2 separate regions of the Homo sapiens genome follow, and region 2 is linked to region 1. Evidence: read pairs that join two places in POLR2A ChIA-PET (ENCODE). Cell type or tissue: OCI-LY7. All regions are shown on one strand. Links, peaks and the distances in the headings refer to the core of each region. The heading gives the core; the rest is flanking DNA.

Region 1 (4,397 bases), core at 303-4,302:
TGGGGTTTCGCCATGTTACCCAGGCTGGTCTTGAACTCCTGGCCTCAAGTGATCCACTCATCTCAGCTTCCCGAAGTGCTGGAATTACAGGTGTAAGCCACCATGCCCAGCTTCACTTTTTCTTTTGACTTTGGGAATATTAAAAAGAAAAAAGGAGGGCTCTTGGAATTGAAGAAATCAAGGAAAATTCTCTTCTCACTCAACACTTTCCCCCAAAAAACATTGTGAAGGTTGTCAAAGGGGCTTTTTTAAAACTAGGCTCTGAATCTTGGATACTTACTCTTTTCTAGATGGATACAATAATCTGCTGGATATCAAGTAGTAGTTGTTGTTGCTTATAAGAAAACAACTGAATTTACCATTTATCAGTATCTACTACTTTCCAGATGCTATATATATATAAAGAGAGAGAGAGAGAGAGAGTCATAAATAACTAAGAAATAGGGCCAAAGTCATTTTAAATTTCTAAATGTTTGAATGTCTAATAAAATTAAAAGTGAGATTTAAAAAATCTTGTGTACAGCCAGGCACAGTGGCTCACACCTGTAATCCCAGCACTTTGGGAGGCCAAGGCAGGTGGATCACGAGGTCAGGAGATCGAGACCATCCTGGCTAACACGGTGAAACCCCGTCTCTACTAAAAGTACAAAAAATTAGCCGGGCGTGGTGGCAGGCGCCTGTAATCCCAGCTACTCGGGAGGCTGAGGCAGGAGAATGGTGTGAACCCGGGAAGCGAAGCTTGCAGTGAGCCGAGATCGCGCCACTGCACTCCAGCCTGGGTGACTGAGTGAGACTCCGTCTCAAAAAACAACAACAACAACAAAAAAGTCTTGTGTACAGTGAAATCTTGCTTATGCCATAACACCATGAATCCAGAGAATGTATGATTTTATAAATTTAAACTAAAATATTTTCCTGATTTATCCAGATAAGTATTTCATGACACTTTTTTTTTTTTTTTTTTTTTTTTGAGGCAGAGACTCACTCTGTTGCCCAGGCTGGAGTATAATGGCGCGGTCTCGACTCACTGCGACCTCTGCCTCCCAGGTTCAAGCCATTCTTCTGCCCTTAGCCTCCCAGGTAGCTGAGATTACAGGTGTGCGCCACCACGCCTGGCTAGTTTTTATTATTTATTTATTTGTTTTTGAGATGGCGTCTCGCTCTGTTGCCCAGGCTGGAGTGCAGTGGTGTGACATCGGCTCACTGCAAGCTCCACCTCCCGGGTTCAGGCCATTTTCCTGCCTCAGCCTCCCGAGTAGCTGGGACTACAGGTGCCCGCCACCACTCCCGGCTAGTTTTTTAGTATTTTTAGTAGAGACAGGGTTTCACTGTGTTAGCTAGGATGGTCTCGATCTCCTGACCTCGTGATCTGCCTGCCTCAGCCTCCCAAAGTGTTGGGATTACAGGCGTGAGCCACCGCGCCCGGCCACGCCCGGCTAGTTTTTGTATTTTTAGTGGAGACAGGGTTTCACCATGTTGGCCAGGCTGGTCTTGAACTCCTGACCTCAGGTGGTCCACCTGCCTTGGCCTCCCAAAGTGCTGGGATTACAGGCATGAGCCACTGGCGCCCGGCCTTTTTGTTTTTTGTTTTTGTTTGTTTGTTTGTTTTGAGACAGTGTCTTGCATTGTCGCTCAGGCTGGAGTGCAGTGGTGCGAACATGGCTCACTGCAGCCTCAACCTCTCTGGGCTCAGGTAATCCTCCCACCTCAGTCTCCCAAGTAGCTGGGACTGCAGGTATGCATCACCATGCCTGGCTAATTTTTGTATTTCTTGTAGAGATGGGGTTTCACTATATTGCCCAGGCTAGTCTCAAACTTCTTCTTGTTAGAAACCGTGTTGTCCAGACTGGTCTAGAACTCCTGAGCTCAACCAATCTGTCCGCCTCAGCCTCCCAAAGTGGTGGGATTACAGGTAAGAGCCACCATCCCCGGGCTCATGACACTTTTCTTTGCCTACCAAGATCCAGTTCATTGGACCCTTAAAAAAAGTATTTTAATATATTTTAATTATTTTTAAACCTACTCTGAGATTGATGAAGGCTGAAGTATTTGAAAATATTTCATAAGTCTTTCCTGCATATACCAAATTATACCAAAGAACACATTGAAAGTAATTTGCCTAATAATTTAACTATAAGTTTTCCGTAGAACCTAAATATAATTGCTAATGCACTGCACAGTCTTTTCTTTCCAGATTGTGTTTACACCATGACAAGCAGCGCTTCTTTCTCTTTACAAGGTAACAGTAGAATTCCCCAACAAGAGTTTGACAGTGGGCCGGGCTCGGTGGCTCACGCCTGTAATCCCAGCACTTTGGGAGGCCGAGGCAGGCGGATCACGAGGTGTGGAGATCGAGACCATCCTGGCTAACATGGTGAAACCCCAAACCCCGCCTCTGCTAAAAAAAAATTGGCCAGGCGTGTTGGCGGGCGCCTGTAGTCCCAGCTACTCGGGAGGCTAAGGCAGGAGAATCGCTTGAACCCGGGAGGTGGAGGTTGTAGTGAACCGAGATCGCGCCACCGTACTCCAGCCTGGGTGACAGATAATCCGTCTCAAAAAAAAAAAAAAAAAAAAAGAGTTTGACAGTGAATTTGGGAAAAGGAGAGCACAAAATGAGCACATAAGATGGGTAAGGGCGCATGAAGCTGAGGCTGAGGCAGAATGGCAGCACTGAAACAACTGGGCCACCTCTGCGGCTGGAGGGGCTGTGTAGTTGCAGGCTGGGTGGCTCAGGCTTAGTGGAAGCCATATGCTATCCAGAAGGCTGAGTCAAAACAAGCAGACATGCCAGGCTGAGGAAATAGAAAACACTGCAGGGTTGGCCTTCAGAGGCAATTAAGTGGGAGACAATTAAGATCACAGACTTAATTACCCAGGTGGTATTTGCATTCCTCCAGGCAGAAGCATCATTGTTGTGATAGACCAGTAGGCTCAACTCAAGGAAGCTATGGAGAAGAACTAAGAAGATTTTATGAATGACACCAGTATAAACAGTTTCAGCCTCTTCCTCCCTTACCGGGATACAAACCTCCCTATCACATGCAAACTTTTCAGATTTCCAATTGAAAATAGAGTGGGCCAGGAGGCCAAGAAACCCATGCTATACACAGATGAGTCCAAAGGTTTAGAGAGCTCCCATCCACTGACTCTTTCTAGCATTTTCAAAATCCAGGATGGTCCACAATGGCCTGTCTTCTAAGTTCATGCTTCCGCTCCATGGCTAGAAAAGACTGGAGGCAAGTCAATGGAGTTCTTCACCCAGTCATGTACAGTCTTTTCTAGTAGGGTCAGCTCTGATGCTAGAGAAAGATACAAAGAGACAAAAGGTAGTCCTTGAAATAAGTAAGCCTGGGAAAGACCAGCAAGGGGTCGTTGAACGTTTAAACAGCTCTTCATCACCTTTCCATCAAAAGAGTTTACTTGTTCCTAATACCCCATTGAAAATGTAGAATGTGGCCTGTTGGGGCTTCCAGCTTCCTATTATCCTGTTACAGAGCTCAGCACAGCTATCTGGATGCTCTGGCTGAATCCTCGTCATGAGAGATGTGAGTGCCCTTCCATGAACTGGAACCAAGAAGGGAAGAACAAGCCTTCCCTTTCCTTTCTGCCATGGTCTTTTCACACTCCAAAGCAGTTCTCTCCAGAGAGGACCCAGAGGACTGTAGGCAGCCCTAAGGCCATCAGGGGCAACTCCTAGAAGAATTATCTTCTGGTCTCTTCCTTTAGGGAAGCAAAACTGAGGATGAAGCCAGTGTTTTTTCTCCCTTATAGTTTTTCTAATAGATGAATGGTGTGGGTAAGAAGAGTGCTTTCAGGCATTTAAGCTTTAGTGGGACTGAAAGATTTGCAAGTGAAAGATACATTGCCAGGTGAGGGTGGGGGTTAGGGGGAAGGGTAGCTAAGGGAGGAAAAGAGGACCACTAAAGGACCCTAAAGGGTCAAAAAGAGAGCCAGTAAGGAAGACAGAGTAAATGGAGCTTCCAGGACAAACTCTGCCTGTCCTGGAATCTAGAGAAAGAAGTAGAATCACATGCAGATCTAAAAAGGCAACCAGCCGGACGTCATAATGAGGTTCTCGGTAGGAGAGCATGAGAGAATTTGCTTTTATTGGCCCCAGCAAACATGAAACCCCCAAGGTCTTATGCATAACGTAACTTCATTGGTTGTTGAAGGCTCAAGCAAACAACTTATACTGTGGAAATAACTGGCATACAGAAAAACACACAAGATTTACTCAGGGGACAAGAACACCTTTATTTATGAATTCCACATCTATATTTCAAATTCTGCTCCTACAGGGGACATATGACTCTGCAATAACTCCACATGTGGAGAGACAGGTTTGAGCTGTACCAAAAAAAGTGAATTTCACAGGACCAAACAATATTTGTATAAAT
Region 2 (4,397 bases), core at 283-4,282, 56 kb before region 1:
ACAAACAACCCAAACTGGCCAGGCATGGTGGTGGCTCACGCCTGTAATCCCAGCACTTTGGGAGGCCGAGGCGGGCGGATCATGAGGTCAGGAGTTGGAGATGAGCCTGACCAACATGGAGAAACCCCGTCTCTACTAAAAATAAAAAAATTAGCTGGGCGTGGTGGCAAGCACCTGTTAATCATAGCCACTGAGGAAGAGAATCGTTTGACCCCAGGAGGCAAGGCTGCAGTGAGCCGAGATTGCGCCACTGCACTCCAGCATGGACGACAGAGTGAAACTCCATCTCAAAAAACAAACACACACACACACACACACACACACACACACACACACCCCAAAACAAAACAAAACAAAAAACACCTGATTTTGTTTGTTCGGAATAATTTTACATAGGACAACAGCCTAACAATCTTCTGGTCAAGAATCTGTCTCACTATGAAAATTTAACCAGGCTGGGCGTGGTGGCTCACACATATAAAATCATTTTGGGAGGCTGAGGCAAGCGTATCGCTTGAAGCTAGGAGTTCAAGACCAGCCTGGGCCACTTGGCAAAACCCCATCTCTACCAAGGGGGGGAAAAAGGTTAGCTGAGTGTGATGGCAGTGCATGCCTGTAGTCCCAGCTACCCACGAGGCCAAGGTGGGAGGATCACCTGAGCCTGGGAGTTCAAGGCTGCAGTGAGCCGTAATTGTGCCACTGCACTCAAGCCTGGGCAACAGAGTAAGACCCTGTCTCAAGGAAAAAAGAAAGAAAATTTAATCAGAAACACTTCTATTGGATCCAATAGTTGCCCTCCTATTTCCATTGATACATACAGATTGATACAAGTGTTACTTTCTAAAAATAACATATGCTCAGTGCTTAACATACCTGTTGAGGCTGAAGATCACAAATAATAGTGTTAATGTTGTTCAAAATTTCATCAATAAATGGCATCACTTCTCCAACCTGAACCTGAACGAAATGCCTGCGGCATTTTTGGGCTATTTTAATGAAAGTATCACAAGCCATATCCTGGACTCCATCATGGGTCTCTAACAAGACAAAAATATTCATTTATTTTGTCCTGGACTCCATCATGGGTCTCTAACAAGACAAAAACATTCATTTATTTTCTTCAATAAAAATAAAAGCAAAATATAGTAAAGAAAGAGATTTACCATGCATGAATTCGAACAGCTTGTTAACTACAGTCTTCAGAAATTTCCAGTGAGCTCTCAAAAAACGTGGGTATTGACCTACTATGTACATGATATTTGATGCAATAATAGCTTTATTATCTTTGCCTCTTTTCTGTTCACATAATCCTAATAGATCCTGTAAATAAGACAAATTTGTATTATTTATTGTAACAACATAATACTTATTTAGCAATTCTAATTCATACCTATCCCTTGCATACCTTTATAACAGTAACAAGAAATCGTTTTTCGTCCTCTTCATGCATTGCTCCACTAATGGAGCCTATTGCCCAACACAATGTATTCAAATTTTTCCATGACCACTCTGTACCATTCACTTGATTGTGAAGCTTCTCTGTCATTATTCTTTCTGTATCTACATAATCCAGATGAGTAAGATAAACTACAAAGAAAAACATGGTTTCAAATGCAAATAATGAGCAGAATTTTATTGATGAGTAACAATACATTTAGAAAATATTTAGAAACTACAAGTACATTTCCTAAAATGTATTTCCACCCCAGAATAGATTTATAAAGGTAAAGATTAACAGTATTTATTAACTTACCCAATGTTTCCCTCATATTCTTATACAAATTTATGGAATCTGTATCCTTCATGAATTCTCTCACAACTTCTCCTTGATCATTCTCTACAACCAATACTTCCTCTGGTTTAGCCATTCGACTAACCATTAATAAACGGACCTATACTCAACAATATATCAATCAAGAAAAAAATCGTTAGATCACTGAAATCATTAGTGTAGAAGCTTAGTTAAAAACAAACAAAACCAAAAAAACCACAAGCCAGCCATGTGTAGGGATTCATGCCTATAATTCCAACTATTCCGGAGGGCCGAGGCAAAAAGAACTGTTGTGGCCAGGAATTTGAGAGCAGCTTGAGCAACACAAAATGACACCCAATCTCTAAAACAATAAAAATACTGGGGCTTAAAGCACAACAGAAAAAACTATGTAAATATAAATGAAGTAAAACTAAAAAATTTAAAATTTGCTAGGCATGGTGGTGTGTGCCTGCAACCAATTACTTGGGAGGCTGACACAAGAGAATTGCTTTAGTCTAGGAGTTCAAGATTGTAGTGAGCTATGACCACGCCACTGCACTCCAACCTGAGCCACAGAGCAAGACCCTGTCTCCAAAAGAAAAAATTTTTTTTCACTGTAATTCTACAAAAATGGCTTTATAATTATTTAAGTGTGTTTTAATGTGATTTTTTTAACCAACTTCTGTTACAGGAGTTTCCTGTGTCTCATTCCTAGACTCTGGTTTAGTAGATTGGCAGGTGGCCAATGAATTTGCCTAACGAAATCACAACCAATGTTGATACTGAGAGAAGGACCACACTCTTGAGAATCAAGGTTCTAGACTCAACTCCTTTCATGTTCTAGTTTTCCACACTCATGGAGAAGTTGTTGGGTTCTCTTTTTATAGCTAATTTATTTACACAGATTAGAAGTATTTGGATTCAGACCTCAAAACCACAGTATGCAACAGGAAGAACACTCAACCAACCGCTCTGTTACCTTGAATAACATGGGCAAATATAGCTGTCTCCTGGGAGGAACATCAAAATGTTGACTTCCAGAAAGCAACGGAGAGGCAGATGTAGAGAATGGACTCTCTCTATAGAGTTCAGCAGCCAAATGATTCCAGTATTCAAGACAAATTTTAAAGATTTCAGTTTCTTCTACTTCAGATACCAACAACATATAATGAAGGGCCTACACAGAAGACCAAAACTGTTAAAATAATTCTTAAACATTACCAACTTCAAATTGCTTTTCACTTGTTACACCTTAAGGGAAAATAAAAATTCATGTTTTATTCATCACAACTCAGATTTCAATACTTATCAAATAGACAGCAAACTCTGGAGTAACTCTGCTTCTTCTGACATGCCCTAAAGCACTTCAAAAATCTCTCACATAGTAGTTGATCAATATGTATTTTTATCATGTCTCCTAATGGAACGACATTTATTTAAAAGGCCTTGGGTGCCAATAAGTGGTATCACAACCCAAATGTACCATCACAGAGGAGAGAACAAACAAAATACTGAATATTCATACAATGAGAATATTCTTCAGACATGATAAAAAGTGAGGTATTGATACAGGTTACAACATGGAAGAACATTGAAAACACAACACCAAATAAAAGAAACCAGACACAAAAGGTCACATGCATGATTCCCTTTATATGGTATAATCAGAATAGATATATCTACAGAGACAGAAACCAAAATAATGGTTGCCAGAAGTTGGGGAGAGAACAAAGGAGAAAGTGACTGTTTTAGGGGTAAAGGGTCACCTTCGGGTGATGAAAATGTTTTGGATCTAGGTATTAATGGTTGTATAACATTGTATATATACTAATATGCCACTGAATTGTGTGTGTGTGTGTATATATATATATACTTATGTTTATATATATATATACTTAAGTTTATATATATATATAAAGAGAGAGAGAGAGACATTTTCTTCCTTCAGACAGAGTCTTGCTCTGTCACTCAGGCTGGAGTGCAGTACTGTGATCTTGGCTCACTGCAACCTCAGCCTACTGGGCTAAAGCAATTCCTGTGCTTCAGCCTCCTGAGGAGCTGGGATTACAGTCATGTGACACCACGCACAGCTAATTTTTTTGTATTTTTAATAGAGACAGAGATTCACGATGTAGGCCAGGCTGGTCTCGAACTCCTGCCTCAAGTGATCCACCCACCTCCGCCTCCCAAAGTGCTGGGATTACACGATGAATTGTATATCTTTAAATGAACAAATGCATGTTATTTGAATTAAAACTGAAATTTTAAAATAAGGTCTTTGAAATTTTAACCTTAGAAATGATATAATAATTAGTAATTTAATTTTGATTATAAATTTTTAGTCCTAGCTTTATGGAGAACATAAAATCAGAAAACTGGGCTTATAACTGTAATTCAGAATTGAGAATATATATAATGTACTGATCAAATATTAAGTAATAAGAAATCTCAAAAGGTACATACATTTTAGAAAAAGGCACTTTTAAGAGTTATTAGTAGGCAGAGCAGAATTTTAGGAGCAAAAGCTCCACATATCTTACCTCCATAAGAGTTTCCCTGAGATTTAATCTTTTTTCTATAAGTTGATCATGTTCCTTAAGAAAGGTGCAGAGAAACAAACTGAGATTTTGAATGAAGTTCTGTT

What was found. Peaks named below come from ENCODE experiments on the same cell type or tissue, not always from the same donor. Only the 100,000 strongest peaks of a DNase experiment are listed, where the experiment ranks them.
Region 2: POLR2A ChIA-PET joins it to region 1 with 5 read pairs; 15 of 35 experiments call an interaction of 5 or more read pairs at or near these places.

The regions. Positions count from the first base shown.
Region 1 is chr2:61,546,957-61,551,353 of GRCh38, forward strand. No RefSeq gene overlaps it. Among named protein-coding and RNA genes, the nearest start is that of XPO1, 11 kb to the left of the region's middle. In OCI-LY7, for the core only: no CTCF peak of the experiment used is centred there; no DNase peak of the experiment used is centred there.
Region 2 is chr2:61,491,162-61,495,558 of GRCh38, forward strand. It overlaps XPO1 (exportin 1), which reads right to left. Exons shown (of 25, transcript NM_003400.4): 11 at 4,294-4,397; 12 at 2,733-2,930; 13 at 1,754-1,892; 14 at 1,406-1,587; 15 at 1,164-1,320; 16 at 874-1,037. Among named protein-coding and RNA genes, the nearest start is that of USP34-DT, 22 kb to the left of the region's middle. In OCI-LY7, for the core only: no CTCF peak of the experiment used is centred there; DNase peaks (open chromatin) are centred at 2,500 and 2,750; H3K4me3 peaks cover 762 bases; H3K27ac peaks cover 2,072 bases.